2 separate regions of the Mus musculus genome follow, and region 1 is linked to region 2. The links are chromatin loops, found by intact Hi-C in ENCODE. Cell type or tissue: left cerebral cortex. All regions are shown on one strand. Each heading gives the region's core, and the rest is flanking DNA. Links, peaks and the distances in the headings are about the cores only.

Region 1 (16,353 bases), core at 5,533-13,532, 250 kb after region 2:
CACTCGTACAAAGAACATGGAAAAAACCGCCTTTCTTTCGAGGAGAGTGTGGTAACACGAGCCTAATGGAATAACACATAGAGTCAGATACATCACTGCTGCCCGGGAAGGACTTTCCCTTCCTGTAGAAGCTGATAGAAAACAAATCTATGAGTTAACAAGTGAAATGCATAAGGTTTCCTTGGTTACCTGTGATGGGAAATACAGTATCCAGGATAGCATCACTATCTAGCTCCATACAGCAAAAGAGACCAATTTTGCAGGCCTTTCAGGCTCAAGCGTAAAAACTTGCAGTTTGATTTCATTGTGTTGCCACTCCTGTTGCTGTGGTGGCTGCACCTCAGGACTAAGTGGTGGTTTCAGTCAGTGTGTGCATACCACTAGTGCAGTGACTGGCTAAGGATAGGCGCTCGGGTAGAAGGGTCCTGGCCTGTCCTCCAGTCTTGGTTTTCTCTGTGGTAAACATTAGATAATTAAAACTTACATACGAATTTGCCATGAGGGTTCAAAAGGGGAACATAAGCTAGAAATATCAGAATTTCTATCTCCATATACAGGTTTCAAGTTCCCATTATAATATTGGAAATATGGCTTCGACTTAGGATGTCTTTTTTTTTTTTTTGGTTTTTCGAGACAGGGTTTCTCTGTGTAGCCCTGGCTGTCCTGGAACTCACTCTGTAGACCAGGCTGGCCTCGAACTCAGAAATCCACCTGCCTCTGCCTCCCAAGTGCTGGGATTAAAGGCATGCGCCACCACGCCCGGCCCGACTTAGGATGTCTTAGGCCCTGTTAAGTACTTTATATTTCTTAGCTTGTTCATTCTTGTAGATGGACCCTATCATTGTGTTGTGTCCTGTGTGTATGTGTGTGTGTGTGTCTGTCCCAAAACTCAGAGAAGTAAATCACTTTAATAAGGTCCGATAGCTGATATGTGGCAGCGATGTGAGCCCATGTCATTTGCATTTGAAAATCCACTCTTACATAAATCAACGCTCCTTTCTGGGAATGGGATCATTAGAAGTTACCCAGCTTAAAACATCCTTCTTTATAAGAGCTTTGGTTCTAAGAACTCACTTGTGTGTGTGTGTGTGTGTGTGTGTGTGTGTGTGTATGTGTGTGTGTGTATGTGTGTGTGTGTGTGTGTGTATGTGTGTGTGTGTGTGTGTGTATGTGTGTGTGTGTGTCTGTGTCTAGGTACGTATGTGCCATGTGTGTATGTGGTCAGAGGACAGTTTGAGGATGCTGTTCTCTCCTCTTACCATGGGTTCCATGGATTGAACCCAGGTTGTCAGAGTTGGTGGCAAGGCCTTAACTCTCTGGACCATCTCATGGTGGGCCTCAGTGATTTGTTTCTGATCCTGACTGGAATTGATCCTACTTGGCATTCTTGTTCACTTAATTTCCAAAATCCAGACTGATCACTATGGGGTCTGTCCTCTTACAAGAGTAAGCAAATCTTCCAAACACTACTTACTCCTACATCTGAGATCCCAGATTCTGGAGGTTATAGAGTAGTCCTTCCTTCCCCTCACCTCCTTCCATCATCCAGGTATCCAGGTAACTAATTTAGAGATATCTGAGTTGTAGGATGACAGGCGATGCATTTATAGCCACGCTTCACACAAGAAATGTTCAAAGAGAATTCACTCTGTGTCAACACCTTTAGCCGAATCTTTTCCCATTTCTTCTAACAATCTGATTACCCTAATTTGACACACGAGAAAACAAGGCCAGGGACAGAGTGGAGAAACTCGAGTTCCAGGAACTTGAAGCATTTTGCCTTTGCTGGTTCCAGGAGAGATTGGATGAGTGCGGTGGTTGGCTGAAGTTGTGGCTCAGAGCAGCAATGGGGTTCCAGGCTTAGAGAGCACCTTTGGCTGCTCACCTCCCACTCCCTAGGTTTGGATCGCTGTCAGTCCTCTTGCAAGCAAGCTTCTTTGGTTCCAAAGTAGATGGGAGAGCGAGCCTTGTGAGTAGAAATATGACTCGGAGTCAATTCCCAGGTGACGGTGGTCAGCAGTGCTAATGGTGTCCATAGGAACAAGCTTGTCCTGTTCTTGGTGCTTCACTTCCAGGACACAAAGCATCCTTGCAGGCTGAGTAGCTTGCTGCTCTGGACAGTGCTTAGCAGAATGAGAGAGGCCTAGGGTAATAAACAGTCTTTGAGGGGGATTATAATGACGACAGCGTAGACGGCGCTTGCTTTATATAAGCCGGGTTCACAGAAGCTCGAGTCTGTGTGCACGTGTCTTTTTCTGGCTTTGGAGAGGATAAGTGTGTATTTCTGGGTAGTTCCCTGTAAAGAAACCCAGCCTTTCAGCTTTGCCCACGCCAGACTCTATTTGCTTTTAGATATCCAGGAATGGCGTTCGGGGTATTTGAGAAAAAGGGAGGTGCAGATGGTTTTGCACCAGGGCATGGTTTCAAATTTAAAGAGGATTATGGTCCATGAACCCCAGAGATGGTGGGTTGAGGTGCGAAGCTTTGAAATTCTAATTGCAGACCAGTCTAAGGAGGTATATGCTTACCAGAGCACAATATCTCATTGTTCATATAGTCCCCTCTTGGCTGGAGGAGGCAGGGGAGGGGCAGATACATAACATAATCTTCGGAGGAAACTGAAACAGCAATTGGTGGCGGCAGTTTGGGCTCTCCGGTGAATTCAGAAAGAAATCCCTGGCTGTTTACCACTGCTGAGCTTGGAATAATCTTGACTCGTTCATCTGCAGAGCCAGGTGTGGGAGCAAACCGGCTGGAGCTGGGAGGGCTCTGTGTGGTGGTCATTTTTGACACGCCTTACCCTCTTATTTGATAAACTCATGCCACCCAAACCCAAGGTATCTGAATTAGGAGAGAAAGCTGTGGAATTCAGGGTCTCTGGGAACAGACACACTTATTAGCTAAGTCTAGGCTCTGAACAACAGTTCATTTTTACTGTTTATGTCACACACACAGAGGAGTGCTGCCAGCTCAGTAGACAGGGCAGGTACTAGATGACAACTGGGGTGTGGGGGGTGGGACCAGACTGGCTCACAGCCCTGAGGAAGACAAATCCTTTCAGAGGGAAGCCCCAGTGCTCACTGATTTTTCTCGCTGATTTGCTCTCAGTACTTTATAGGGGAGCATGGGATTTCTGAGGCGCAGGGAGCTTAATTAGGCCAAGCTAGTGAGGGTCATATTTGTTCCAACTTACAGAATTTTCCAGATGCTGTGAGAAATGAGCTAGGATTCTCTTCTGGAATGTTCATTCTCCAAATGCTACATCTTGCAGCCCTGGCAACCAGTGAGCCTGCCCTTGTGGGGTGGTCAGCTGCCAGTCTCCTCCTGCCTTATTTTCTCCCTGAGAGCTAAACCCTCCATGTCTCCCAAACCAAACTTTTAAAGTACTGAGGAGAGAAAGTACTCTTGTTTATGTTTAACCTCTTTATTCACTAGTTTTTTTTAAAAGGTCAGTTTGCCAGGGATGTGTTTCTTTATGCTCATTCCCTTAGCAAGTTCTTCCTGTAGTAGGCGGAGACACTTCCCTGCCTTGGAGAGCACTGGTAGGAACCGCAGTGGAGGCACAGTGCACACCCAATTCGGTCAAGCCAGGAAGAGAAACAGCACACATTTTAACCCATTTTTTCCTATGCAGAGAGCAAGTCCTCATCCATGAACTCAGCCTCCTCCATGAGGGTCCCTGTCTTCTACTTTCATGGGAGGCAGTTAGGGGTCCAAGATTCCCAGCCAACAGGGTATCGAGTGGTGTATCCATTCTATTCTGCACACTTTGACTGAGCCTTCTCTGACCATGGTTTATGTATGGCTCTGTCATTTTCTCCTACTCCTCCTCTGTATTGCCTATTTGTCTGGTCCTCTGCTGCAAAGCAAATTCCAAGACAGCAGGAATGTGGCCCTTGCCGACATCACTCATCTCAGAATTTGTCAGCTTGTGAGGCGAACCTTTTCCTCTTGACATGCAGTCTTCTCCTCCCTCCCTGCCGGTCCTCACTCAAGACAAGCCCTCTCCGTGGGTCCCTGAGCCACACGACCCACACGCGGCCAGAAAGGCCAGCGAACACAACCTCTAGCTAGCTATATCGGACGGTATGCAGGCAGGTCTGAGTGGGCCACAGGGCTTGCCTTCCAAAGCAGGCTTTAATGGAGGCCAGTCATACGCTTTCAAGGGCTCCTGGAGGCCAATCCCAAGGACTAGGTGGGTTTTGTTGATACCATTCTCAAAATCTTCCAGTCGGTGGTGAGAAATTAGATGGGTATGTTGGACTAACAACAGTAGACATCTTGCTGGGGCTGAATTGGTACTTTTCTCAGAAGAAAGTCAGTTCCTGCTTAGCAGTGAAGAGCATTTGCACCTGAGAAATACTTTTTGCATCTCCGGATGCTCGGCGGTCCTCTGGGGTAGGGGAAGAAAAAAAAAAAACCAAATACATCTGGACAGATGAAAGTATTTTAAAACAACCCTTCCTGTCTCTGCACAAGGCACAGCATTGGCGTTCAGAGGGCAGCAGGGCTGCGCCCCCATCCCTCGGTCCGCGCAGAAGGGAGACGGCTTTCCGGGCCTCGCTTCCTGCACCCACTCGGGACTAAAAAAGAACACGAACAACTTTTTTTTTTTTTTTTTTTTTGGTCCCTCTCTTGCAAAAACGCTCGCGTAACCAGCTCGCTGAAGTAACCGCTCCGGGGGCGGCCGGGTGTGTGTGTGTGTGCGTGGGGCGCGGTTCCGGAGCCCCACGGGCACGAGCACCAGCGCCGGCGGCTGCGAGGTGGGGGCCGCGCGAGGGCCGGGCGGCGGGGGGGGGGGGTAAGTGGAGAGAGAGGGGCGGGCGGGGCGTGCGGGGCGCGTGCGCAGAGCACTTCCGTGTTTGTCCCCGTGACTGGCGCGGGCGCGCCGCCCGCCGCTCCGCGGGAGCGAGCGCCCCAGTCGGTCGAGCCTCGCCGCTTGTCAGCGCCACCGGAGCGGTCCGTTCCGCCCAGCCCCGCCCCTCCCCGTCGCGCCCCGCCCCGCCCCGCCCCGCCGCCCCTTGCGTGCGCTCGGGGAGGCGCGTCCCCGGCCGCCTGCGCGCGCCGCTTGCAGTTTGAAGGGCGCTGCGCCGCTCGCTCCGCTCCTCTCCGCTCCACTCCTCGCGCGCCAGGCCGGGCGCCGCGGCGGGTCGGGCTGCGCGCGTGGCGTTCATGAGCCGCCCGGCGGCCCCGGGAGCCTGCGCCGTGACTCACGCCCGCCCCCGCTTGTGTCTCGTCCCTCCCGCGGCAGGATGCCGGACCAGATCTCCGTGTCCGAGTTCATCGCCGAGACCACCGAGGACTACAACTCGCCCACCACGTCCAGCTTCACCACGCGGCTGCACAACTGCAGGAACACCGTCACGCTGCTGGAGGAGGTAGGCGGCGGCCTGGCAGCTGGGTGGGCTGGGGCCCTGGGGAGCCCGGCGACTCGGGGAGCCACACCCCCTCCGGCAGCCCCCGGCCCCTGTGGTCCTCCTTGGCAGCCCTTTCCGGGATCCTGCAGGTTTGAAAGCCGGGGAAACTGAAGTGGGGAAGGACTGAGCGAGCTCTGGACACCCGAGTAGAAGAGAGATCCTCTCTGCCTTGCACCCTGTCTGGGTGCCAGGCAGTCTGCTCAGCGCTTCCACATCATTGTGACCCTTTCCTAACCCACGAAGTACGTGGCGTCAGGCCACCGAGGGCAGAAAGGCGAGGCTGCTTGGCCAAGGTCACCAGCCAGAGACTTGGAGATGGGCCGTGAATGCACTTCTCCGCAGCCCAGCGGGGCCAGGCAGGCTTAGCTGTAGAGATAAGGGCTGGTGGAAAACCCCAAAGGAATAAAAGGGAACTTCAATTGAGACTGTTGCCATCCCTGGGCCTGTGTCTGCTAGTCCCCTGTGCCTAAAGTGAGCAAAAGCCCAGTGGAAGGAGGTCTGTACAAAACGGATCCCCGCCCAGCGCCCCTTGCTCCAGTGGCTTTGGTTCTCTAGGGCTCTGCTGCACCAGATCCGCAGGACACTCAATGCAGTCTGCAGAGCTGATCAGACTGGTAGATGGGACCAGAAGCTGCGGAAAGAACAGCTCTGCCTATCAGGACCCTCCAACGGATAGATGTCCAGGGGCAGAGGCAAGGGCAAAGCTATTTCTTTTAAATCTTGAGCGTGGGGTGGGTGAGGAGAAACGCCTTAAGCACATATTTACAGCTACAAACAAGCCAGTGAAAAAGCAGTGAAAATAAGGCAGTTTCCCAGAAACTCAGCACACTTTCTCAGTGCCACAAAATATTCCCATCCTAAGCAGCTTGGCCTGTCTTGGCTGAACACGACAGTATAGGCAGGAAGAGGGTTTCCCCCATGGGAATTAGACACTTGGTTTATTTGAGGTTCAGGGAGCTCTTTTTTTTATTTAGGGCGGCTAGGGACCAGCCCTCGGGAATATAGGGAATGTTGAAGTTCTGCCTGGAACTGGCTGTGGTAGTCAAGTTGTTTGATGTATGGAGAACTGGTATTTGGGTGCATGCATAAGAGATGGAAATGTTAGGGGGTGGGAGATTTCTTTGTCCCATCTTGTCCACCTGCCAGGTGCTATAAACTAGTCTGTTTAATTCCAGGAAGGGTTGTTTTTAGAGTTTTCTCTGGAGCCATTGTTGAGTGATGGAAATGAATGTTCAAGTGGATGGAGAAATACTACCTACCTAAGTGTATTTGAAAGGCAGAGGTAGTGAATACCCCTCCCCCTTGTGACCTGTCAGTTGCTTGACGGTTAATATCAGGGATTAAGCAGAGTAGCCAGGCATTCAACCTCAAAGTGATTCTGTCCTTCATATAATTGGAAGAAGCTGACAAATTTGCTCATCTAGGAGTGTGTGGTCATCTTTTTCCATTTCTAACTGGATATGCCTCTAAAGGGTTTAACATTGATTAGGCTGTGGGGTTATTTTTCTGCCAGATAACTTCTTCTCTGTCTGCTAATAGAGCTGTCAGTTACTGTAACTTTCTGCACACTCAGATAGTGTTACTGTATTCTGTTTGTGCAGCAGATGATAAGGGTGTTTGGGGTGCTGTTTGTGGGGGATATTTGCATATTGAAGCACCTTTTTTTAGAATAGTTAATGTCAAATAAGTATCTGCCCCCAACCCTGTGTGTGTGTGAGAGAGAGAGAGAGAGTGAGTGTGTGTGTGTGAGAGAGAGTGTGTGTGAGTGTGTGTGTGTGTGTGTGTGTGAGAGTGTGTGAGTGTGTGTGTGTGTGAGAGAGAGTGTGTGAGTGTGTGTGTGTGTGAGAGAGAGAGAGAGAGAGATAGTGTGTGAGTGTGTGTGTGTGTGTGTGTTTGAGTGTGTGAGTGTGTGTGTGTGTGTGAGAGAGAGAGAGTGTGTGTGAGAGAGAGAGAGAGAGAGATAGTGTGTGAGTGTGTGTGTGTGTGTGTGTGTGTGTGTGTGTGTTTGAGCTTAGGTAGAAGAATAGGCCTTTGGGCTTGAGAAAGAGTTAGAACCAGTCTAGAAAGTTCAAAAGTGACATATTAGAATACATTGATATACTCTTGTCCCTAAAGCATGTAGAGTAATTGATACCAGAATTTTGTCATTCTTTTTCTAAACTTGAGTACAGGCTTGGTTAAGAAATCATTTTCCTCACTGTGTACTTTTTTAACCCTTGAATCATAGTCTATTTGGTTTGACTTTGTATGGTGACCTCTTCTTTATATGAAACGTCTTTTTAGCTTCTTACTGTTGGATCATAACACAGCTGAAGGTACATCCTCAGTAGATGCCAACCTGGTTCTTCAAAATTAGGCTGGGTAGTGGGACATACCTGTAATCCAATCAGTTGGTCCATAGAGGCAGGAGGATCAAGCTTGAGGCTAGCCTGGACTTCCTAATGAGTTCTAGACCAGCCAGGGCTGCACAGCAAGACCTTATTTCATAAAATGCTAGGGCAGGGACCTGCACTAGACGTGCCACACACCATGCGGCCAGCACTCAGAGACTGAGCAGAGGGTTGTGAGTTCCCAGCCTAGAATACATAGGAAGAGCCTGTCTCAAAATAAAAATATATCATTGTAATGGGGGGAGGGTGGCAGGGGGATTACTGCTCCCAAAATAGAAGGAAAACTTTGTGAAAATATCAGGAAATGTTTGCATATTCTTCACAAGTGAGAGATTTGGAAATTGAAAGAATTTGGCTTGTGTTATTGTGGTTATTCTTAGAAATAGAATTTTTGGGTAGTTTGTTTTGTTTTGTTTTGTTTTTGGTGATGTGGACACTCTAGAATAGGGAGTAATTTGGGTAGCTTGGACTATTGTTTAGAAGCAAGTCTTTTCCTAGTTCTGATAGTTAAGAATTTCCTGTTTATTTGTGACTTTATCTGCTGTTTATGTTACTAATTAACACACATGGGGCTTAACTGGAAACCTGTTAGAGCGCCAAGCTTCGAACACCAAATTGATTCATTTGGGGTTAGCACTTTCCCCTTTCACTGTGTCTCCCTGTCAAACAGTACACCATGTGGGGCAGATGCTGATATTTATATTTAAAGCCCCCTGGGACATGCACTTTGGGAAATGAATCAGATATACATAGAATGAAGAGGCTAAAAGCTTACTTCAAGGCTTCCTTTTTAGGGCTGAGGGACACATATGGTTTGGCAAGTAATGGTTTGGCTGGGACACCAGTGGCTGCCTTTAAGAGGCAGGAATGGATCAGCTGGGATTCAGCTAAGGTTTCATCCTAGCCTGTAAGTGGTTTCCAAGCACACAGCCAATCCTTTGCTTATTCAGGAACCAGAGCATTCTAGTATATGCTGTTCTGCTTGCGACCCTTTACAAGTTATAGATAAGTGGCTAGAAGACAAGGGTTTCTTGAGAATGCATGCATTGTAGGAATACGGGCCAAGATGCTGAGATGCATTCTCTCTTTAAAGATTGGGAGTGGCCAATACTTAGGGCCTTGGGTACAAGGGAGAACATGTCATATTCATCAAGGTTACTAGTTATTTGCCAGCATTTTACTTTGGTGCTGATGGAAATAATCTTTGCTCATTTCTTTAGATGCTGCTCCATATAAGGCCAGTTTTAGGCACATGGGATACATAGTTCCCTGTAGTCAGCTGTGTAGGGCTATGTGCATCCTCTGTGTAAAGTCTACATATAGTCATGTATGAAGAGAAAAGGACAGCTCTTATCTCCACTTTACTGAGAAGAAAAGGCCCAAAGAGATGACTTTTCTCTAAGGTTTCCTTAGTAAGTAAAGGACTTCAGGAATTCTTTACACAGCTACCACGTAAGATTCACATTCTCAATGTCTGCAAAGTCATATTTATTGACTCCGTAGTACATAGATGGGGCTTCAGTGCTGTCACACAACACAGTTTTGGTCTCAGGAAGAGATGTCTAAGGTCCTTAGTAGTTTAGCTTTTCCTCCTGCCCATGTTCCAGGTACTTCTTAGTAGTAATTTTAGTATAATATTTCTTCAAAGGTATGGATATGGGTTTCAGTTTGAAATGTGAGAACTTACATCAGTGACCTATGGGCAGCATCTGCTCAGCACATCTTTGAGGAGCATCTGTGTGGCAGTCCCAGTTGCCAAGCCCTGCTGGGGCACCGAGGCTATTATTCGGATTATTTGGAAGCTTATGTTATTGAAGGGGAAAAAAAAACCCCATAACTCTTAATAGGACTGAAAGGTTAAGTTCATAGATGGGAGAATTAATAAAGAATACTCATGACAGCAATATAAACTAAATACTGCAGTCTGCCATCCAGCCAGTACATGCACCATTGAATGCATTATGCTGCTAGGCATGGGGATTGGGGATGAATAACTGTGTCTGCAAGGTGCCTTCAAAAGCCTTTCTAAGGTTGCTGGATGTCAGTGTGGTTCTGGCTTGGAGACTTGTTTTTGAAGGCTTAGAATCATTTGATCAAAGGTTACCAGAGGTCTCTTTGATATTAACAGTAACAGCAATTGACAACTACTGATATTCCTACTATGTGCTAGTTATATATATATATATATATACATATATACATATATATATATATGTATATATATGATTTATTTTTATTTTTTTGTATATCAGTGTTTGCCTGCATGTGTGTATTACATACCATGTATGTGTCTGTTGCCTGAAGAAGCCTGAAGAGGTCCTCTGATCCCCTGGAACTAAAGTTACAGAGGGAAGTGAGTCACCACAAGGATGCTGGGAACCAAACCCAGGTCTTTTGCAAGAATAGCCAGTGTTCTTAATCACTGAGCCATCTCTCTAGCGTGTCCCCTCCCCCATATAGATATGCTATCATATAATGTTTGTCGCATTACTGTTAATAGTCCCATTTTACAGATAACTGTTTCTCATGTGTATGTGTATGTGTGTGTGTGTCTGTCTGTGTATTTGGTTCACAGCCAGTCAGAAATGAACTTGAGACTTAGAGTATCAAGGCTAGAGTATTCTTGCACGCCAGTCAGACTTCCTTTGTTAAGTGTGGCTCCACTCTTTGAAGGTTTGATCACAATACTGAGCTTTGTCTTTCTTATTGATGTCTGGAGATCTAGCCTTTGGTAAGTAAGATTAGGTCTCTAGTGCTAACCTGTGGACTCTCTCACCTAGAAATTCTAAAGCCAGGTCTTAATGGATTAGAGAACTAGTTAGTCACCTTCAAAAAATATGTAGTTTTAGACAACAGAAGCATCAACAGAACCCTTCTCTGGAGGGTTTAGATAAAGACCCTGTGGGCCATTTTCCCTAAAGTAGAGAAAATGTATTTGGATCTGTTCCTACAAAACCAACAAAAGAGAATTCTCCCTGTGGTACCAGTATCCTTTGTAGAAGTCTAGGCTCTGGAGGCCAAGCCTCTGATCCAGTCTGAGAGTAATTACGGTACGTTTTCTCAGAACCTAGCAAAGTTCAATGACTGTCTGCTTACAAAAACAGGGAATGCAGCTTCCCTTGTGTTTCAGATTCATGCACCCTACAGCAAGGTGTGAATCCATCAGTCCTGTATTTCACAGTAATGCCATATGCCCTCATTTACATCTTTGTTATTTTAAAAAACATTGTTTTCATCTTCACATAATAAAAGGCCAATTGAGTGGTATTCTTAGTATTCTCCTTTCATACATACATAAAAGCTCAGAGGTTAAATGTCCCAAGATTTCCTGGTAGGGTAGGCAATAGACTTGGAGTCTGGATGCAGAATGTATGAACTTAAAACCATACTTATTTTCTATATATTTCACAGTTTATAAATAAAATTTAGGCAGGAGAGAAACAGCAAGCCAATTGCTTTAGTCTGGTTAGGTAGGCCTCTCCCTAAATGTCCGTTTGTTAAGGTCACACATGGTGCTGCCAGGAGTCCTCTGTGTTCCTCATCAGCTATGAAAAAGCCATGTGACTTCCACTTCCATCCTGGCATATGTATTCTGAAACTGTTGACCAGCCCTTTGCCTGTGAACCTCCATAGTTGTACAAGGCTGAACTGCAAGTTGTGGCGGAAGTTGTAGCTGCAGTAGGCCTCTTAGATCCTGTCTGCTCTTGAGCTGCCTGGCCATCCACCACCTCCTGGTTTACAGGATACTCATTGCTAAGGAATCACTGTATATAGTTGAGTTAAAGGGAACTTGAGTAACATCCAGTCTGAGGTTGGCAGTGTGGAGACTATCTCCAAGAGGCTCATTGAGAGCTGTGTTGAATCCAATAACCAGTTACAATATTACAGAAAGGTTGGTGTACACCCCTACTAGTGTAGTGTAGTTCCGTGTAACTCTCCTGCTATTGTGCATTTGATTTGGACTCTTAATTCATTGAGCTAGTAGTATGGTGCTGATAATCTTTCACTGATCCCATGCTTGGATTGCTGGTTACAGCCGCCTAAAAGTGGAGGAGCAAAGTATTAATCTTACTTAGCTTCCTGTTCACCGGAAGACACTTGGAGCGTTGCATCCCTGGGGAGTAAAGCTGGTGAGTTACAGGGGCTCACACAGAGTTTTGTCAGTCCTGTTGCTTTCAATGTGGAGACTGAGGTCTAAAGATGAGGAACTTAGGCAAGGGTTTGAACTCAGGGCTTTTGACTCTTTTGTGCTTTGCTGGGGGAGTCTTCTCCAGCACTACTCTCTGGATCTAGCTTCTAGAGAGAAAGCCTGAAATAAGCCTGAAATTAGGAAGCTCATTTTGCACATACCAGTCACTGAGTTAAATGCTGGCCTCTAAAAACATGGTATGTGAGGTCATAGCACAATTGATACTGGTTAAGAGGCCTCCATCAAAAGCCTGTTGTGTCAGATGTTCAGACTGACCAGGCCTTTGCAAACTGCCTTGTATGTGGGGGTCTTTGAAGCCCTGAGTGTTGGGTTCCATATACATCACGTAGTCACTTGAGGATTTCCTGGCATATCCCTTCTTACACGTGTTATTTAACGATGAGTAAGTGATGGGGCTGGAGATCATACCCAAGTCTGTTTCCTCATCTCATAAATGGTATCCTTTTGAATAGAAAAGGAGATAACGCCCACGAGACACTCATTAAGTGATGTCCTGACCTGGTAAAAGCAGCCAATGAGGATCCAAGTCTTTATAGTCAGTGTTCCTCCCATAGGCAAGGAGGCCAGGGAGAGGCCCTAGCGTTCTGTAGCTGGTCTTTTGCTACTTTGTGGGATCTTCTTTCTTCCACCCTTCCCCACTCTTTTCCTACCCTTCCAACCCCCTAACACTAGATGAAAGAGAAGAAAAGAGGGGAAAGAGGGTAATGTCATCATTATGCTACTTCCTGCTTATTAGGGGTGTTGAGTTCCTTGGGGCAAGTTTAACTTCACCATCAGGATATCTAATTTTTTCTTTCTTCTTTCTTCTTCCTTTCTCCTCTGCCTCCTCCTTGAACAACTATTAACTAACCACTACCAACAGCAACCACCCACCAACCAACAAAACCTTTCAGGGCTCTAGCATTTATATACTCTAAAAAGTCCCCAGAATCCACAAAGTTGCAGAAACTACTTGTAGCTGGCAAAATCATGCCCCTGCTAGAGCATGAGGCAAATCACAGTCAGCTGCTGTGACAGTCTGCAGAGGCTCTATATTGAACGCATGGAATTTTAAAAAACAAACAAAAACCAAAAACATATTCTGATAATATTTGTGGTTTTTAAAGAAACCAACATTCCATAATTGTCACTACACATTCCTTAGTAGGTAAGTGAACAGGCGGAAGGTTTACCAGTGGACCCGTAATGATCCGCTGGGTAGATGGAGGGGACGCTCCTTCCAGGTTTACTTGAGCTGCTTGATTTCCAGGATGTTTGTTGGTCAAGTTCCTGAAGCTTTCTCTGTCTCTTGTTTCCTTATGGGAAGAGTGAGTCAGCGCATGTCAAGTGCTGAGTATTGCCTGGCATGGTGATCACTGTATTCTTGATGGCTCTTACCCTCAGGACTGTTGCTGTTTACTGTGGGTCTATTGTATTGCTGGTGTGTCACCAGGATGACAGTTGGCAGAAGTGCTTTGGAAAGGTAGGTGATGAGGAGGTCAGGTGGCAGTGCTGACTCCATATGCTTCAAGGATCTGGGTTTTAGCAGCACAGATGGGACCAGGGTAGAACTAAAGATTGGGACCATTTGTGGCTCATGGTCATAGCCAGGTTGAGCTGACGTAAGCTGCTTGCTCAGTGACTGTATTCTTACCCCTTAAATGAGAGAAACAGTGCTTGGTGTTGCCGTCTGACTCAGGCTAGCTTGATGGGCTCCCTGTGCAGGCTCTTGTCCCATGCTTTTGCCAGCCAGAGCTAATTTGTTTACTGCCACATGTCCACAGGGTCCCTTCATTGATGCATCAGATTCTGGGCAGCACTGTTCTTTTGGTTTTGTTGGAGTTTAGGGTAATGAGCTGTTTTGTTATATAATGAACACAGATATTTGACTTTGTCCGTTTCGAGGGAGGCACGTATGCCTTGGTCCTACCTGGAATATAGTGTGCTTTGCTGATTATAGCTTGAAGCACTGAGACCACAAATGATTCTATTCTGGTTTGGAGGCAGGAGCTTTAGAGTGGAAAGGATCCTTCTGTTTAGTTAGGGCATAGAGTTGCTGCCGTCTCATAAAGTAATTTTAATTGTATCTGGAGTAGGGGTGGCTCAGCTTAGGAGCCATATGACTCTGCTTGTTTTAACTAAATGGATGAGTTCACAGTGAACTCTTCCTGGGCCTGAGCATTATCTGAGCAGCCCTGTGCCATGGTGCCGTTTGTGGTCAGTTACATAAGAGCTGAATTTTAATGCTGAGGCCACGGTATAATTTTCCCCCCAAGAACTGGAATATGTATCCCTTTGATAAGACAGTACCCAATTTAGCCACCCAGAAGCTAGGAAAACAAAATTGGAGCCTTATGGCTCAGTGAGGTAAGAACCACAAAACAGTTAGAATTTGGTGCCAGCTATTGCAGAAAGCAAAGAGTTGGCTACATTAATGGAGACCATTTCTTCTCCTGCCAGATGTGAAGAAAATATACATTCTTCTCCACTCTGTTATTAACATAGCAGGGATACCTTGTATTCTGTAACATCATGCCCCAGGGGCTTAGACCAGGACAACCATAGTGAACAAACCCAGCATGCAGCAGGCTGTAATAGGTATGGTGATAATTCTTTTGTTATGGAAAATAACCAGAGATCATCCCGTCCTTTTGTGGATTAGGTTGCTGGGGCCCAGAAAATAAAGGTGCATATGTTCCTTTTGGTAAATTTCAAATCTCTACCCACCCCGCATAGATACTCACACAAAGCAAAGAAAAACACAAATAGAACTAGTTAAATAGCATTTGGATTTGTTGGAAAGACTCATAGAATATTCTGTAGGACACGAGAGGAAGAATGACAGGCAGTAAAGGCAGTACACTACTCAGTCCTAGATTACTGGCAGATATGTTCACACTGGCCCTATATACCTTCCTGACACGAGCTGGTATCTTTGAGCTCTGCTGTGGAAAAGCACATTTCATAGGGAAGTGCAGAGTGGCCCAGCTTGGAACAGCAGATCAGCTCTGGTTTGGTCAGCTTCTGGTAGGGTGATGGACCTATGATTGTTCAGGTTAAGCCTTCCCTCTCACCACTTCTCAGCACTTCCCGGTCCTTAGAGAATGGGAAGAGGCTAGGAACAGCCCCCCTCCTCAGCCCCCTCTGTACAGCTGACACAGCAAAGCAGAAATCCAGGTTTCCTGGCCTCCTCTTTATGTTTTTATTTAAGTAAGAGTTGGGTGGAGACAACAGGGTCTTGTGTCAGGAGAACTAGGAGGTAACAGAAGGTAGGTTAAAGTGCCTGTTATCTGGTGACACTTGGAAGATAGTAGCTTTTATGCGCTTCCCTCTGCACGTCTTACCTCTCCCGTCTACTCTATTCATTTGGGATACACGAAGGGCTGTGGTTAGAGGACTGTGCTGCACACTCTTAGCTTTGCTGATGTGGTCAAGAAAGACCAACAGTGGAATCCAAAGTGATGGCTTGGTGCTCTTTCAGTAATCTTTCTATAGTTACCCAGGATGGTTGGAAGGCTAGGCAGAGCAAAGGTTTTCCTTGGCTTCATCGGCTTTCTCCCAGTGGGAAGTAACCAAGACACAAGAATAAACAAGGACTAATGACTTTGCTTCCATGGAAGGGCTTCTTCACGACCCTGTCACACCTGAAATAAGAAAGTCTCCATTTTTGTTGTTGTTGTTGTTGTCGTTGTTTGTCCTTTTGCTTTTATTAAAAGATAAGAGGGTGGGGGCTCCTTTATATTCATTAATCATTCCTTTTTTTTATGAATTTCATTTCCTTTTTCTATCGATGTTTATTCACATTAGTAGCGTTTACATAAAATTAGATACTCCTTATTTCCACAGAGTGCAAATCAAAAGAGCTGCTCACTGCTGGCCCAGCAGCTGCTCCTGCTTTAATAATAGTAATATTTTTTCACAGCAAAGCAAGTGAGCGCACTGCCTCCCAGAACATGGAACAGCGCCAAGTCAAATAACACTGTCGCTGCCCCAAGGCTTCTGCATTTTGTATGTAAGCATTGGAACAAAATCAAATTCACAAACAAAACCACTACAATTAAGCATCTAGTCTGCCGTCGGCATTGTGTTGGGCACTCTACAGACATCCTCGCCTCACCTTAATAGTTCTGTAGCCCCGAGACTCTGTTTTATGGATGACTGAACTAGGCTTAGATGACTTGGGTAGTTCATGCCCTTCCTCTCTCAGACTCATCTTAAAGTGCCGTGCGTGTGTTAGCCATGTGAGATAGAGCCAAGAGAAAACGGGCTTTTGCTGAGTCAAGCAGTTCAGGTTCAACTTGCTTATTTGTTGCTGTTGTTGTTTTAATATCCCTGATGGGGCAGTAAATGACAACCA
Region 2 (16,353 bases), core at 3,846-11,845:
CCAACTTTTTAGATACAAAGTCTCTCACTAAACTTAAAGTCTCTCACCAATTTGGCTACACTAGCTAACTAACAAGCTCTAGGGATTCAACTTTCTCTACCAAAACTGGGATTACAGATGTTATGATGCTAATGCCATGCCAGGGTTTTTATATGGATGCTAGAATCCAAACTCAGGTCCTCCTGCTGTGGAAAACCCTTTACTAACCAAGCAAGCTCCCCAGACCCTATACCAACAGTGTTTAAAGGACAAAGGATGTTTCACTATCTCCAGGGAGCAAGCAGACACATTGGTGACTCAGATGGCCAGGGATCCTGGAATTAGTTGGTGAGATTCAGGATCTGTCCTAGCACACTTAAGAGACATCAGTGTAGTACAACAGAAAGACTCATAGACTGTGCCTTGGATACCATGGGCCTCTGAGCCAGTTAGCTACCTACTAAGATTTACCACTGAGTCTAAACTGGAAGATGTCTAAAATTGACCTGTTGTTGTTGTTGTTGTTGTTGTTGTTGTTGTTGTTGTTGTTGTTGCTGTTGCTGCTGCTGCTGCTGCTGCTGCTGCTGCTGCTGTTTTGTTTTTCTCTTTCAATATAAATCCTTCTGATCATTTTATGTCAGTTTTCCCAATGAAAGCATGTCATTCCACCTTCTCAAATATTCTTAATAGAAGGTAAGTTCAATTCTCAGTTACAGGGGTGGATCTTCTGATCAGCCCTGACCAATCAAAGCATAGGAATCCCTTCTCCTCAGTTTGGCCTGTCCGATTTCCTGACCAATGTGCTTTCTGACTACCAAGGCAATGCAGCCAGCAGGAGCACCTCCCACTCCCAGTGCCTCCCCTTCCTGTAGTCAAACCCTTCCTCCCTTAAGTTGCTTTTGTGTCAAGTGTTTGATCGCATGGCAAAGGCCACCTGTGCACGCTCCTACTCTCCAGAACCCTGAGAAAATTAACTTCTTTTGCTTAAACCACCCAACACACTAAATTTTGTTATTCTGGCCCAAGTAAAGTCACACAATTGGCTTTTATTTTTAAGCCTTTTAATACAGTGAAATACATGGTTGGCTTCCTAATACCATGCCAACTTTCCATCTCCAGCATAAATATCACTTGCTTATGATGCAGTCATTCTATATTGGTAATTTTTAGTTGCTAATGTTTATTGAGGATTTTTTTTTCTCATCTAGATTCATAAAGGCTATTGGTCTACAGTTTTCTTTTCTTAAACTGTCTTTGTCTTATTTGGGCATCTGGATAATATTGACTTCATGAAATGATTGGAAAAAGTATTCACTCCTCTATTTTCATAACACTTTTTGTATAAAAGAAATATTTTTTAATATCAACAGAATTTGCCATGATATTCTCCAGACGTTCTGGGGAAGGGGATTCCTTTGTGGGAAGACTTTATTCCCTCTCAGAGAATAAAACACTTTATTTTGAGCCGGTTTTCTGTACCCCAACTCCTACAGAGTGATATAACGAGAGAAGGTGACATTTGCATATATGTCCTATTGTACTAGAAGACAGACACTTGCCTGGTGCTCAGAGAACCAGATTTTTTTTATTATTATTATTATGAGCACAAAGAGCACTTGCCCTTTGCTGCAGAGAAAGACATTATCTCAGTCTTCCATTCCATAAACAGACCTGCCCTTTGCTTTAGAAAAGGAAGCTGTATCTTCTAAGGCTAGCTACAAATATATCCTTGAAAACAGTCCAGAGTAAAAGTAGACCATGCCTTTCTGTAAGGCATACTGGAACACAGGAGCCCATGGAGAAATGCCTTCCACAAGCTGTTAGGAGTTTGGTCCTTGCAACAGCTCTGCCTGTTCACTGTCCAAGAGTTGAGAAGAAAGATGACTTATGTCACTCTCATTGTTTATGAACATGACTTTCCCTTCCAAGTGCTTGCTGTATAAATTTGGGTCTGGTACTGATCGCATCCCACAGCCTTCATTTACCAGTTTGAAATGCATCTTCAGGGCTTGCTTTCAGCTTCTCTGCTCCTGTCTATTCCTGATGGTCATTTCAATACTTACTTGTCAAAGCTCTGCAGTGATTAATCCCAATAAGGGCTTTAGGAGCCTAACCACTTTATAATTGGGATATTACCACAGCTTAGAAACTTGCACCATTCTCTTACCTCATCTTTGCAAGTAAAACTTAAGACATAGAAATATGATTCTTCATATCATTAGCAGCAATTTTGGGACTATCTATATAAAATAAAAACAAGTTGTTTTGAGTTGTATTGTTCCATTATTTTGTTTAAAAAATTATGTTCCTTTCTCTCTCAAACTATGATGATACAAATATGAACTGTTTATATTATTACTGTCCCATATGCTTAATCTACTTTTACATAGATTATAAATAGATAGATGATTGGGTGGGTAGGTAGGTAGATAGATAGATAGATAGATAGATAGATAGATAGATAGATAGATAGATAGGTAGATAGATAGATAGATAGATAGATAGATAGATAGATAGATAGTGATACTTTTGTATAAATTATCTTCAAAGTCCATATTGTCACCTCCACTCTATTATTTCCAACTGTCTCTTTTTAAATTATCTCCACTTCTTCCCTGCTGTATCACAATAAATTTTGTGATAATTCATGACTGGAGTGAATATATAAACAAATTACAAATTTATACTTCTTTTCCTTCTCCTTCTCCTCCTCCTTCTACTTATTTAGAATTAATTGTTGTGGAGAGCAAAGTGGTTTGGGGACAAAAGAATTTTTGTCCTAAGGCACCTGTGGATGGCCATACTCAGGTCAGGTCAGCTCCATCATCGATCAGCTACGTTTCTTTTGCTCTGGCCAGACACTGCAGAGAAAAGCTTGATGTTTGTTTAAAAAGAAAATCATATGAAAATAGCTAACACAATAATGAGATATAAGTTCTAAATCTTTTCTCACTTTCTTCCAGATCAGAGACTCTTTAGCCTCTCTTTAGAACACGTGCTGGCAATGGATTCCCTTAGATTTCCTTCAACTGAGAATGTCTTTATTTCTCTTTTTACTCTTAAACAATGGTCCCTCCAGAAATAGTTTGCAACTGGCAGTTGTTGCAAGAGATTCAGCAAGAGATGTGCCTGTGGCTTCCTCCTGGAAGTGCCTAGCACCAGGTGAAAAGGTCTGAACTACTCTAGCAGACTTTCTCAAGCAAATAAGCTTAGTTTTTGCTGCCTTTTTCCAAGATTTTTTTCTTTGATTTTAGTTTCTTTGGAGTTTAATTCACAAAATTTCTGGAATTTCTTTTACATAAACCTCACAGAGTTTTCTTAGCTTCTTTGTATGATAGTGTTAATTTTCAATTTGACAGAATCTATGAGATGGATCTCCAGGCATGACCATGAAGGGTGACCTTGATTTCATTAATTGAGGTAGAAAAGTGAGCCCACTGTGGGTGGCACCATTCCCTGGCTGGGTTACTAGACTGTATAATTGGGCAGAAGGTGCTGAGCAACAGAATGAATTCAGCCCTCTCTGATGGTGGATGTAAGGAATGACCTACTTCAAATTTCCTGTTGCCTTGATCTCCTTGCCACGATGGGCTGACTATACCTTGAACTATGACTGGAAACAAAACAAACTCTTTATCCACTAAGAGCTCATTTGCAGAGGACTTTATCACAACAACAGAAAAAAAAAGACAACCTGTACATTAATTTATTTTACTCCAACTAGAATGAATGAGTTATTATTTTGTTGAAAAATTTAGGTTCCTTTCTCTCTCAAACTATGATACAAATATGAACTGTTTATATTACTACCCCATATTTTTTTTATTTACTTTTTTAACATAGATGAAAGATAGATAGATGATAGATAGATAGATAGATAGATAGATAGATAGATAGATAGATAGACAGATAGTGCTACTTTTGTGTAAATTCTCTTCAAAGTCCATATTGTCACATCCACTCTACTATTTCCAAATGGTTCTTTTTAAATTATCTCCATTTCTTTCCTGCTGTTTTCAATACTAGACACCAAGATCCAGGCACTGGCTACCATTACCCTGCACTGAACCCCACTATAGCTCCAAGGAACTTTTCTCCAAAAGTTTAGCTTCCCTCAAGGCCTGCAGTAAGATGATCCCAACTTCTATAGTGATGACTGCTCAACATGAAGTGTCAACTGGTATGTTAGTGACATGAATATTATAGGAGCAACCAACCACTTTCTAATTGGCTCTAAGGCTCACTCACCACAATGAAACTCACACCTAGTGCTGTTAACAAGGCTAAAAAAATTTGTGTCTGGCTACATCATAGGTTCTTGGGGCCCAGAAGCCCCTGGCATCTCAGCCTCTGTCTTGGCCATCATCTATTAACTAACACTCTTCTGCTTCTGCCACTATCTTTCTTCTGCTCTGTAACTGACTCAGGACATTTTACAATGAGGACACTCCTTTCCTTTTACAATGAGGGTACTCCTTTCCGGACCTTTCACAATCGGGACATTCCTTTGATGTTAATGTGTTACCTAGCACCAGGGTTTGGCCTGTGCACCTGAGCAAATGCCATCTGTGGTTTTCAACTTTATAAACCCTCCATTTCCCAAGAGTAAATGAGGCTTGAACAGAATTTTTGTGTCTCCTTTCTTCGAGTCTTCTGATCCCAAATTTGTCATTGTAGCTCCCTTCCCTCGAGAACCCTGTTGTTTAAGTCCTGAAGGTCTAGGCAATAGGCCTTATGAGAGAACCTAATAATCTTCTGTCATATGGACATAGTAATGAGCTGCCTCTAAGTTCATACTCATAGGTCATACTCATAGGTCAGTGCAGCTCATAACACTCATTAGGGAAGCTTCATTTTTTTAGCAGACAGTGACTAACACAGACCCACAGTGGTCAATTTTTAGATAATAGTAATAATAATAATAAAAACAAAAACAAACAAACAAGGAAATCCATTGAGTACTCAGCTCTGAGTCATTTACGTCTCATCCCTTCGGCAAAGGCCCAGAGATCATCATAGAATGGGTGGAAAATCAGTCATAGGCAGAGGTAATAGAGGTCTGAAGCAATAAAAGTATTTGCTTGAAATGACAACACCATTGTATACATACACTTACAGCAGCTGTGACTGTATGCAGACAATCTAACCAGCCAAAATTCCAGCATAAGGGAAGAACTAGATGGGAGAAAAAGGGGTCTTATTTGACCAAAACAAACTATATACATATATGAAATTTTCAGACAATAAAAAATTTACACTTGTATTCATTTGTTAAATAAAAACTTTGATAGATGCTCAGGGTTGGGATATATTAGCTATCTTTCCCATTTGTTATGATCGTCCTTATTCATGCTATGGCAAATGAGTGACACACACACAACACACACACATATATATATACATACATACATACATACATACATACATACATACATACATAATACATTGGATAGTATCTTAAGAGGCTCTGGATCTTTTTAAGCAGGTAATCCTCTGTTGTACTAGAGATGAAGGTCCCAATGGATGTGTGTGTGTGTGTGTGTGTGTGTGTGTGTGTGTATATATATATATATATATATATATATATATATATATATATATTCACATATATACACATATATATGTATATACACATACATATGTATATATACACACATATATATGTGTGTGTGTGTGTATGTGTGTTATGTTCTGCTTGGACTGCATCCAGCTGACTCATTACACTTCACTTCAGAAGGGTAGAGTGGAAGCTCAGTTGCAGCCTCATCACCCTGGCATCTTTCAACTGAAGATGGAACAGCATCTTACATCACCTGGTTGCCTTCAGCTAAGCTTAACTTCCCTCTAAACCTGGCATCTCACTTGTGAGTACCTTGCTCACTCATACTGCTTTTGTGCTGCAAAGCTGCAACCTAAGCTCACCTTGCTGGCTCTTGCTAACACCAGAAGAGAAGAGAGTGATAATGAGCCCCACTTCCTGCAGCCTCACTCTGGCTTATTGACACAGTTTCTCAGGGGAACTGTCATACACAGAGATGGGGCAGTAGAAATGTATTCCTGGCATGACCTACCTTGCACTGTCTTGTTTGTGTAATATAATAATACTAGTTTCTTATTTGTGAACATTCCATAAGATAATATTTATAAAGTACATCTTGTAGGGCATATTAAACAGTAAACATTTATGAAATTATAGTTGTTATGATAACAGTTGGTCTGGAAAATTAGCCAATTAATTCATTGTTAGAAACTGGAATAATAAATGAACAAGATGACTCATTGCCCTCTTAGAACATGGCTAACATTAGTATGCTGTGCTAATCAGGAGGCTAGTGATAAAAGCAACCTGCTAAGAAAGCATGGATAAAAATGTTTTTTAGAAGAAGTGATACTAGAGGCAGGCTGTGGAGACTCAGTAGTTCTCCAGGTGGCATCATGCATGTGGGAGTGAGGGAGTATTATGGGCAGAAGGAATTTTAAGAGCAGATCACAGAGCTGCTAGAGACATTTAAAAACATGGCTTCTAAACACTTTGCCAAATCAAGAGGTGAAGCTGATATAACCTATTCTAGATTCTGAGTCATATGACTGCCTTAGGCATAGGAGCCAATATAAGAGAAGCTCAGTTTTTTTCCAAAGACAGTCCATTTCCTGTATCTTTGAACACAAACTTGGAACTTGCTTGGTGTGCTGTGAAGAAGCCAAGCCACCACACAGGGAGGCTACATATAGCTACCCCAACAGACAGCCCCAGCTGAGATCTCTGCCAACAGCTAGCACTGACTGCCAGCCACATGGATATGCCGCGTGGAAAGCAAAGCCTCACTCTCAGGTCAGCAGCCCTGGCAGATACTACATAAGACAGAGAAGCCCCTTCCCCGCTGAGCCCTGCCCCAATGTGGATGCATGAGCTAAATTAATGAGTACTGCTGCTTAAAGCCATTGCCTGTTGTGATAACTTGCTAGGAAGCAATAGGTGAGAAAGTTAGCAGACTATTTATAAATTGGTGGTTAGTCTGACTTTGGAAGGAACAGGCACAGAGATAGAGAAAGCCTTTGAGATACTGCACACAGAAGTGGGAGCAAGAGTCATGAAGACCAACTAGGGAGTTGCAAGTTCAAATTATCTCTAGGCCCTTATTTCTTCTGAAACAATCCAAAGGGTCCTATTAACATGATAACAAACAACATAGTAAAATGTTAAGAATTCTTTCCAAATATATGTTGTCACTGACATATACATTTGTTGTGGTGTTAGAAAGTGGCTCTAATCCAGACAGACCACCACAGTCCCACAAGAAGAGGTTTATTCGGGGAAGTAGGGAAGAAAAGGAGAAAAAAGGGGCCAGGGGTTGGGGGTCTCTGCCTTCTATTTGGACCGTGACATAATCACATGCACGACCAGTTACAGGTGAGGCACACAGGTGAAGTGCACACAGGGAGTGTGTGGCGGTTACCATGACAACAGATGCAAGAGGATGGCATCATCGCTGGATTAGGAGGCAATTGTAAAGCCACTTCTAATGCCAAAATTTGGCTTCTGTGGAATTCTAGCTGTGTTCTATGAAAGATACTTTAAAAAATTCTTTTCTGAGAATGAAGACTTGGCTCAGAGGTTAAGAGCACTTCCTGCTCTTTCAGAGGACTAGAGTTCAGTTCCCAGCACTCACTTGCAGCAGCTCAAAGCTGCTATAACTCCAAAGGATCTGACATTCTCTTCTGGTCTCCATAGGCACTCCCATACATGGGTCATACACACGTGCATGCACGCGCGCGCACACACACACAAATAAATAGATAAGAAAGAAAGAAAAAAGAAAGAAAGGAAGGAAGGAAGGAAGGAAGGAAGGAAGGAAGAAAGAGAGAGAGAGAAATTCCAGCCCCTCCATCTAAATGGGTTAAAGATTTCAAAATTTAACCTTGTTTCTGCTGCTTAGGAGATCTAGTTGCTGTGGTGGTTAATATACAACCCCCAAAGCTAGTGCGCTCTCTCTCTCTCTCTCTCTCTCTCTCTCTCTCTCTCTCTCTCTCTCTCTCTCTCTCTCTCTCCCTCCCTGTCCTATCCTATCCTATCCTATCCTATCCTATCCTATCCTATCCTATCCTATCCTATCCTAACAGTTATATTAGGACAGTCTGACTCAGGGGAAAAGAAGGTTTGTATTTTCCAGGAACAAAAACAACACTTTGAGTTCAAAGCTTCCACACCTTCCATGAAGACTTGTCAGGCACAATCTGTTGACTGGCTGGCTTGTCCCAGGCTCAGCATCCCTATAAATACATGTGCATCATCTGTTTCCTTTATTTGGACCAGGTGGATTTCTATAGATTAAACCTTTATAATTGTTCTTATAGGATCTGGATTTAAAAAAAAATATGTCCACAACTTCAGCAAAGTTGTCACTCTTGGTGGACAATGGGAGGGACAAGGTCACATGTAGTTTCCACCCATTCAATAAACTCTACCTGATGGTCAGGCTAGTTACAGAACACATAGCAGGAACAAATGAGGTAGCTGACCTAACAAATTATCCTTGATCAAAAGGCTTTATGGTCTATAGAAAGGTAGCAAAGTCAAAAGCACAGATAGATTCAATCATTTCAAGCTATAGCGTGTACCTGAAGGATAGCAGCAAGGTGGCATACTGCAGGAGAAGGGCATGGGGTCTACTTCAGACATGGTAGTCAGAAAAGATGATCTGAGAAGATGAGAGCTCAAGATGACACGAGGAAAGAGTATCCCTAGAGACTTCGGTGCTTTCTAGAGTTTTAGTAGTTCATCTCTATAATTTCACGAGGTCCTGCCAACCGCCCACTTGAGTTAGTAATCCTGGTGGAGGATCATCTTTCTATTTCCGTTGGAAAGCATTCTCATAGATTGAGTTCCCCAAAAGCATATCCTGACACAAAAGCACATATGAAAGTGTTTATTAGAAAGACTTCCCAGGACAAAAACAATAGGAAGACGAGGGCATGGGAACGGAAGTGAGAGAAGCCAAGCAAGGCCCATTAGGAAGCAACGTGTGGCAGAAGGAAACTGGGACTCAATTCCATAGGGAGTTATGAAGATGACCCAGATCATACTCAAGCTGTCGCGATCAGAGAGCAAGGGGGTTACGGTCCTGACATTGATCTAAAGCTATGTCCAAGATGATACAAATTCCCAGGTACTTCTGGTCTTTGCAAAGAACAGACCGAGCAGTTTGCAGCTGTCTAAAGGCACTTCCCTGGCAGAGTTTCAGAATCTGGCTGTTGGGGGGTTGGCTTACATCAGTCTTAAAGAGTCATCTCAAGCATCCTTGTCAGCGGGTATATTTATCTTTCTGTTTCAGTTGAGATTTCCGATATTTATTGCTGTCATTACTGTCTGTTGGGAGGTGATGGATGCCTCATTGAGCCCCCATGGATCCTTTGCTAGTCCCAGTCAATACTGTTTCAGAATTAAGTTGTGAAAGCCCTGGGCATTCTTCACACAGAAAGGATCACCCCTCTGATTTCTACTGCAGTATCAGTACTGGGTCTTCACGGGGGCTCCTCTCTGATATCCTGCTGGCCTGTGTCACGGAGATCACGTGGCTTTGGTTCTGCATGCCTGGCCCCTTCACTCCCTCCAACAGTTCATACGGGGTAGGTTTTTGAGGTGGACCAAATCGATGAGATGGATCTGGGCCTGAGTAATTAGCTGAGTTTTTCAGTCCCCAAACTCTCCTGCATCTGTGCCACCAGCAGAGCCAGCTCTTCTGCTTTGCCTAGGCGAGGGACAGGGCCAGCTCTCCTACCTGCCACAACCAGCAAGGGGTAGGACCAACTCTCCTGCTCTCACATCCTCAGAAAGCTCTTCTGTGTCCAGGCCACCAGGACCAGATCTACCATGTTGTCCAAGAGAAGTACAGGGTACAGTCTCCCGTGCCCACACCTTCTGTATATGATTTTTAAGACCAGATTTTGCTACGTATTACAGACTAGCTTCAAACTCATGAAGATCCTCCTGCCTCAACCTCCGAAGAGTTGGGACTATAGATGTGTGCCTCCATGCTGAGTTCACAAATAATATTAATTCATAAATAAGTTACATAAATTATCTTTTACTTAAGTCATTCGTCACCTGTGATGCTCACCATTTCACTGTGACAAGACAACATCTGAGATAGGTAAATTATATGGAATAAAGCTTTGTTTAGCTACACAAATTTGGAGTTTCCAGTCATGCTCCTTTGGCCTGTTGATTTCACCCTGTGTTAGGACAGCAGCACATCACAGTGGGAAACTTGTCAAGCCAACCTGCTCATATCACTGTCTCAGAGGTGGTTAGGACCTGCATAATTCCAAATATATTTTTCTCAATGCCCTAACTTCCTTCCTTAGGCTCTGCCTCATAAAATATCTATTTCTCACTAGCACCCCAGCCAAGCATGCAACCTAAAGACTCTGGAGGACACTGTATAAGATCCAAACTATAGTGTTGCATAAATTTTCAACTCAAGTATTTTTTAACCCCAAATGAATAGGGAACAAATCTACTGTCCTGACAATTTATTCTTGAAGGTCTAGAATATAAGAACTTGTTTGAGTATGGGAGAAGCAGAATTAAATGCTCACAATAAATATAGAGCAAGACAGTATAATAGTATGCCCAGCACTGAGATGGGTTGGCCATGAGAGCTAACAGAGAGAAAACTAGGAACAAATCCTACCTAGAAGCAGCAACACAAGTTAGTGCATTCTCACTAAAGGCAAAGGTATTAGGAGCACAGGGCATGGCTATCTCCCTTCTGTTACAGGAATGAACTGAAAGGAAAATATCTAACTAGAAGGAGTTCATTATAAAAAAATAAATGGGATTGCTATTTTAGGCAGAAAGCACAGCAAATGCAGGCGTCATGTCTAGAAATCCAGACCATGGATTAGTCACCTCTAGGGGAAGAAGAGAATGTGACAATGGTGGATAACAATAAACAGGAAGAGCAGAAGTAACCAGAGGCCAGCTTTTGATGATTCTTGATGGAAGAATGTTATGACTATCTTGGGAGGAAGCCTCCTTAATTTTATATCTAAATAAACATAGTTAAAGGCAAACAAAAAAATAAATAAAGGAAACCCACTTGCTTTCAACATAGGCTCAGAAATTTTGTCACTTAAACAGCCTATAAACTGACTCAATCCTTAGGAGCATATTGTGGGAAGGTTTCAAAAGCACAGCCTAGAAGCCTGTTAATCCTGAAGAGGAGGAACACTCAATAAGTTAGGAATCTGAAAATCCCAAAAGACAGAGAGGCCAGATGCCAAATGCTTCCATGAGGCTCTCTCTTCCATCTCAGGTTATAGACGGGGACACTGACGTCCCACTGTCAAACCCTACAAATCCCTCTTGCATGCTTGTGTGGGTCAAGTAGACATTTTATTACTAACATATTCTAATGTGGATACTGAAGACAAAGTCCCTGTGTGTCCAAAAAAGAAATCTAGCGCTTTCTCCCACTGAAAGGGAGAATGGGGGTTATTGCATATCCAGTAGTTTTTAAGTTCCTGCTATATACCCTAGCACCACTATTCTAGGCCCTTGAAATATGTTAGGGAGCAAAATAGAATAATTCCATGCCCCTGTGTTGAGCATATTGCCATGAGGTTGATATTTCTTTGCTTCCCAGATGCTGGGATGAAAGCCAAAGAGGGTGACATACATCTATGCCTACACTTTCATAAACTTGTCTTGGGGATATTAACATCTTGGATAAAGTCTTTTAGAGCCCGTAAAGTTATGCAGCATCTCTAAAAATATAAACAAAGTGGATTTTTTTCCTCAGCATCACTTTTAGCCTTCTAATTGGTTTCTAAACTTGCACTTGAGACTTACCATAAAGTGTGAATAAACCCAGTCACAGCATTTGAAAAGCAATTAACAATGTACTATCACAGTCTAACAGGAAAAAGTTATTGCAGCCTCTTGAGACCTTACCCTGCTCCAGATCCACCAAGTCACTGACCTTGGGCTGCTAGCTGTAGATTCTGGCCAGTAGTAATTCTCTCTATGCACAGCCGCTGGTTCTAGTTATCTGTTGAGTTATGCAAATGGCTGGGACATGACCTTCTCATGCACATTTTAGGATCCTTCCAGGGATCCACTATCCAAATGCTTCCCTCTGACTCCAAAGCAAATGGAAAGAGAATTTGAAGTTTTTCTTCTGACTCTAGAAAACAATGGTCATTAACAAGAAATGAGGTTGATACCAATAATCAGAAAGATGGTGATGGCAATGATGATCATGTAATGATTTAAGAAGCAATGTTTATAGCACTTGGTTTTGCCACAATGCCTTACAGATTAGAACATCTATTGTATCTTTCATTCTCAGCAGTGAGCTTGGCAGAAATTGTCAGTAGATTTAGTCCAGGTTTATGGAAACAATGCTTTTCTTTCCAGAAAGGGTTTAGGGTCCAATGATTGGTTTTAGCCTTTTAAAATATATATACACAACACATGTTCATTCTGTAATCCACAGTAAACAAAATGTAAACTAAAATGCTCCAGTAATTTAAAAATCCTACAACCTAGAAATACAATATGCGTCAAAATGTCTATGAGTTCCTTCTCTATAAAGAGTTTTCAAAACCATGCACACGGGGAGCTATGAAGATAGTTCAGCAAGTAAAGGGGCTTGCCATGGAACCTGAACTCAATCCCAGGACCTATATATGGTGGAAGGAGAGAATTAACTCCCTGAGATCATTCTCTGACCTTCACACATGCCACACACTAACAAAAATCCATTCATTAATACACACATATATTTAAAGGAAATACATATTTTCTCTTAGGCATGCTTGCTCTTTTCATTTATTATTACATAGCTGACATTTTCTATGACAAAATATAAATCTATACAATCTTAATTTGGTACACTAGATTTGTGCATCATAACTACTAGCCATTTACTTTTAATTTGGGACTATTACACGTTATGTTGTGATACATAATGATGTAACTTTATTCTCAACATTTGTAGAATTATCTGCTTATTTAATAGTGCATGCACAACACGTATGAGTGGTCACTTACATTGACTATACAAGAATAGCACGTTATTTATGATATCACACCACACATATATAGATTCTATTGTCTATTTATGAGCATAACCAACTCCTCATATGCATCTCTAAACTGGATTTATATGTCTTTCTTTCTTCCTGAATAATTTAGTCCAAAAATCCATTTGGCGAGCTGAATGGGAAAGATGGTACTTTGGGGATTCAGATCAAGTGAAGGAGGTGGCCAAGGGAGACGTTGGGTCAGCGAAGTTAGGATGCTGGCTATAATTTTGAGGGAAAAGGAAGGACTATGAACAAATAAGTAAATATTTGAGGACAACAAGGTCTGGCATCTCACTGTAACAAAGAAAGATAGTAAAAGAAAAGTCTAAAATGAAACATGGTATTGAGTTAAAGACTGAAAGAGCCTGGAATAGAGGACACATGCGCAACAATGAGCACCTCTCATGATACCTCGTTTTCTAAAGAGCCGTCTCTGTTCAACAGAAGAATGCCCCTTAAAGAAAAGCCCAACCCAGGAATCAGTCAGAGGACACAGAAGGTACATCTGTGGTATCAAATATCAACACTGATGCCAATGTTGTCCAAAGTGCTCAAAAGATTAAGGAGGTGAAGCAAAAAGATGGCAGATCCAGCTTTGGAGAAATCCCACTGGCTAAATCTGAGGCAACTTGAATAAAAAATAAATAAAGTATCAACAATAATGGGTGGTATATTAATGAACAAAGTAAGAACCTATAACTTGCCATTGATAAGAACACTAAATGAATGAATGAATGAATGAATGAATGATGGAAAGTCAGAAAGACTGAATGGTCTTCTTGATATTATAATGGAAACTAATAATTTAGAAAGAGCTGCAAAACTTGAAAGTCAGCATTTCCAGTTCTGAAATTAATTCAGGAAAAAAAAAACAAAACCATTGGTACTAATAGATGAGAAAATAGAATTAAATAAAAATTTTAAAATTAAAAAATAAGAGACAAGAAGATATTTATATGTTCTCAAGTTATCTCCTTACCAAAATGGTTACTATGTACATATAAAGTATACAAAAACTATATGCTTAAATCTCAGATCTCTAAAAGTTAAGACAGTATGATAATTCACTTGGGGGCAGCCTGGGTTACATAGCCAGACTCTGTCTCAAAACTACAACTACAACTACAATAGTCAGACACCTCTACCCAGTGCTGAGTGTTGACATCAGCAATGGTTAAAGGAGTAGCAGTTTCCACATGGAACACAGTGCAAGGTCTCAGCCTCCTCCTGTGAATTCCTACCCAAAATGGATAACCTAAAATCAATCACTGGGCTTCATCAGACATACTCAGACAGAAGGACACTCTACAACATAAATGCTCCATGGTGCTTAGGTATTTTTATAAGCTCTCATCATCTAACTTGAGAACATATAAATATCGTCTTGTCTCTTATTTTTTTAATTTTAAATTTTTATTTAATTCTATTTTCTCATCTATTAGTACCAATGGTTTTGTTTAAGATGTATAAGTGTCCTTTTCATAGGCAGAACCTTACCCTGAGCTTGAACTTAGCTACTGTCTACTCTCAAACTTCATTACTAACTGGCATATTTGCTGCTATAAACTTTTGTAATGAAATGTTATATTTTAAAGAAAATAAAAAATATGTGGATGTTATAAATGCCAGGGCAGGCTGAGGAGCTCTTCCACCTTGGAGGTAGCTGGATGAGACATATTACCAACGGGTATCTGTAACTGTGACTTCACTAAGTTGTCACTTGGGTGTCATTGGAATGCCCCAGGACTAGCAAAAGTTGAGTTTCTCCCTAGAAAGTAGATGATGAGGATTGGGTAGACAGTTCTTGTGACTTGTATAAAAATTTGAAGTCATCTCAAATAAAACATGACTAGCAAATAAATTTATTTTAAAAAGTGTTGAAGCTATCTCTTTGTTGAGGAGACATGACCTTCTGTTTAAGAATTCTTAAGTCTTTCCTACCATAGTAGTCCAAAAAGAAGGCTTGCATGCCAGTTCATAATTTTCACACTCAGTTTCCTCTTTTTAGCGTTCCTCTTTTCTACAAGAGTCTCCTTGTAAACTGACCATAAATCCCTTTTTACCTTGGCCTTCCCTATCCTGAAATGTTCCGGCTAGAAGCACATGACTAGAGTGACTATAGACTCTTGGATGCCTTTTATCCTGAACCTGAACCAGAGATCTGCCATGGAGGCATTCATACTGGCACTTGGACAAAGTGGGACAAAGCAAAGGTTCATACCAAGGGACCTGAACACATTTAAGTACTTGCTGCCTGGAAAATCTGCCAAGCCCAGTGGCTGCTACACTAGATTCCTGTAGCCTCATTCCTACTTCATGGAGGCTGAAATGTTGTCTTAATGAAGTTAGAAATAACTTTGAGCCTGAGAAGAGGGTTGGGTGGGAATCTGATGAACATATAAAATCAGCATGTTTAGTTTCTCAACATTGTCTGATTGGTCAGCATTGTTTTGAAAAACAGCCCAAGAAATACACCAAGAAATAGTGGCCACCTTCATGACACCCTGTGTCTTGGTATAACCTACTGCTGCAGATCAGATATGGCACTGGGTTGACAACAGCTACTACTGCTTGAGCACGTCCTATGTGTCTGGCCCAATGAAAGAAATGCTTTTTTTAATTACCTAGCTTATAAATGCTGACTTTAGCATCTACTGATATAATCTTTCTTCTCCTCTAATCTGTGCTGCAATGCATCCTGTGCTTTTTCTTGATATTGAGCTAGCCTTACTTACACTCCTTCAATAAACCCAACTTGATCATGATATATTCTTTGGACATATTCTGAACTCTGTTTCTTGACTATTTATTTAGATTTTTAATTGAATTTTATTGAGCACATTCTTTTAATATAATATTGTTATTAACATGAACTAATTTAATCTTTATAACTGCACACTTTCCTAGTAGTAACTTTCCCAGGATCCATATAGTAAGTATAGTTGGGCTTTGGAATCAAGTGTGACTCTTTGTACATCAGACAGGTTGTGTTTCATACCATCCTTCGCCTAAAAGATGACACAGCAAGAGTCCTACACCAAGGGATAAGGTCATGGGGACGATGTAGCTGCCAGATGTTTGCTAAGCACTGCTTCTGTCAGAGAAGAGAGCAGGGCTCCTCTGTCACTAGATATTGCACTTTCCCTTTCAATTGAGATGTTAGTACAGGTAAACTCGTAGTCTTTCAAGATCTATGTTTTATTCCTAGACTTATTTTGTTAGTGAGTCCCAGTCAGTGAGTTTCCACTCTACAAATGAAAGCATAGCATGCATTAATTTTAT

The links. Peaks named below come from ENCODE experiments on the same cell type or tissue, not always from the same donor. Only the 100,000 strongest peaks of a DNase experiment are listed, where the experiment ranks them.
Region 1: it touches region 2 in a loop (3-fold over the local background); 4 of 42 quality-filtered maps call a loop at or near these places.

What each region holds. Positions count from the first base shown.
Region 1 is chr15:64,301,374-64,317,726 of GRCm38, reverse strand. Asap1 (ArfGAP with SH3 domain, ankyrin repeat and PH domain1) reads left to right here. Exons shown (of 31, transcript NM_010026.3): 3 at 5,252-5,378. 1700010G06Rik (a long non-coding RNA gene) reads right to left here and starts at 3,609. Exons shown (of 2, transcript XR_003951590.1): 1 at 3,194-3,609; 2 at 1-2,769. In left cerebral cortex, for the core only: no CTCF peak of the experiment used is centred there; DNase peaks (open chromatin) are centred at 5,908, 6,462, 6,644, 8,624 and 1 more place; H3K4me3 peaks cover 2,756 bases; H3K27ac peaks cover 1,464 bases.
Region 2 is chr15:64,553,009-64,569,361 of GRCm38, reverse strand. Gm30632 (a long non-coding RNA gene) reads right to left here. Exons shown (of 3, transcript XR_384144.3): 2 at 11,964-12,167. Among named protein-coding and RNA genes, the nearest start is that of Gm30632, 27 kb to the right of the region's middle. In left cerebral cortex, for the core only: no CTCF peak of the experiment used is centred there; DNase peaks (open chromatin) are centred at 7,484, 8,214, 10,792, 11,593 and 2 more places; H3K27ac peaks cover 4,288 bases.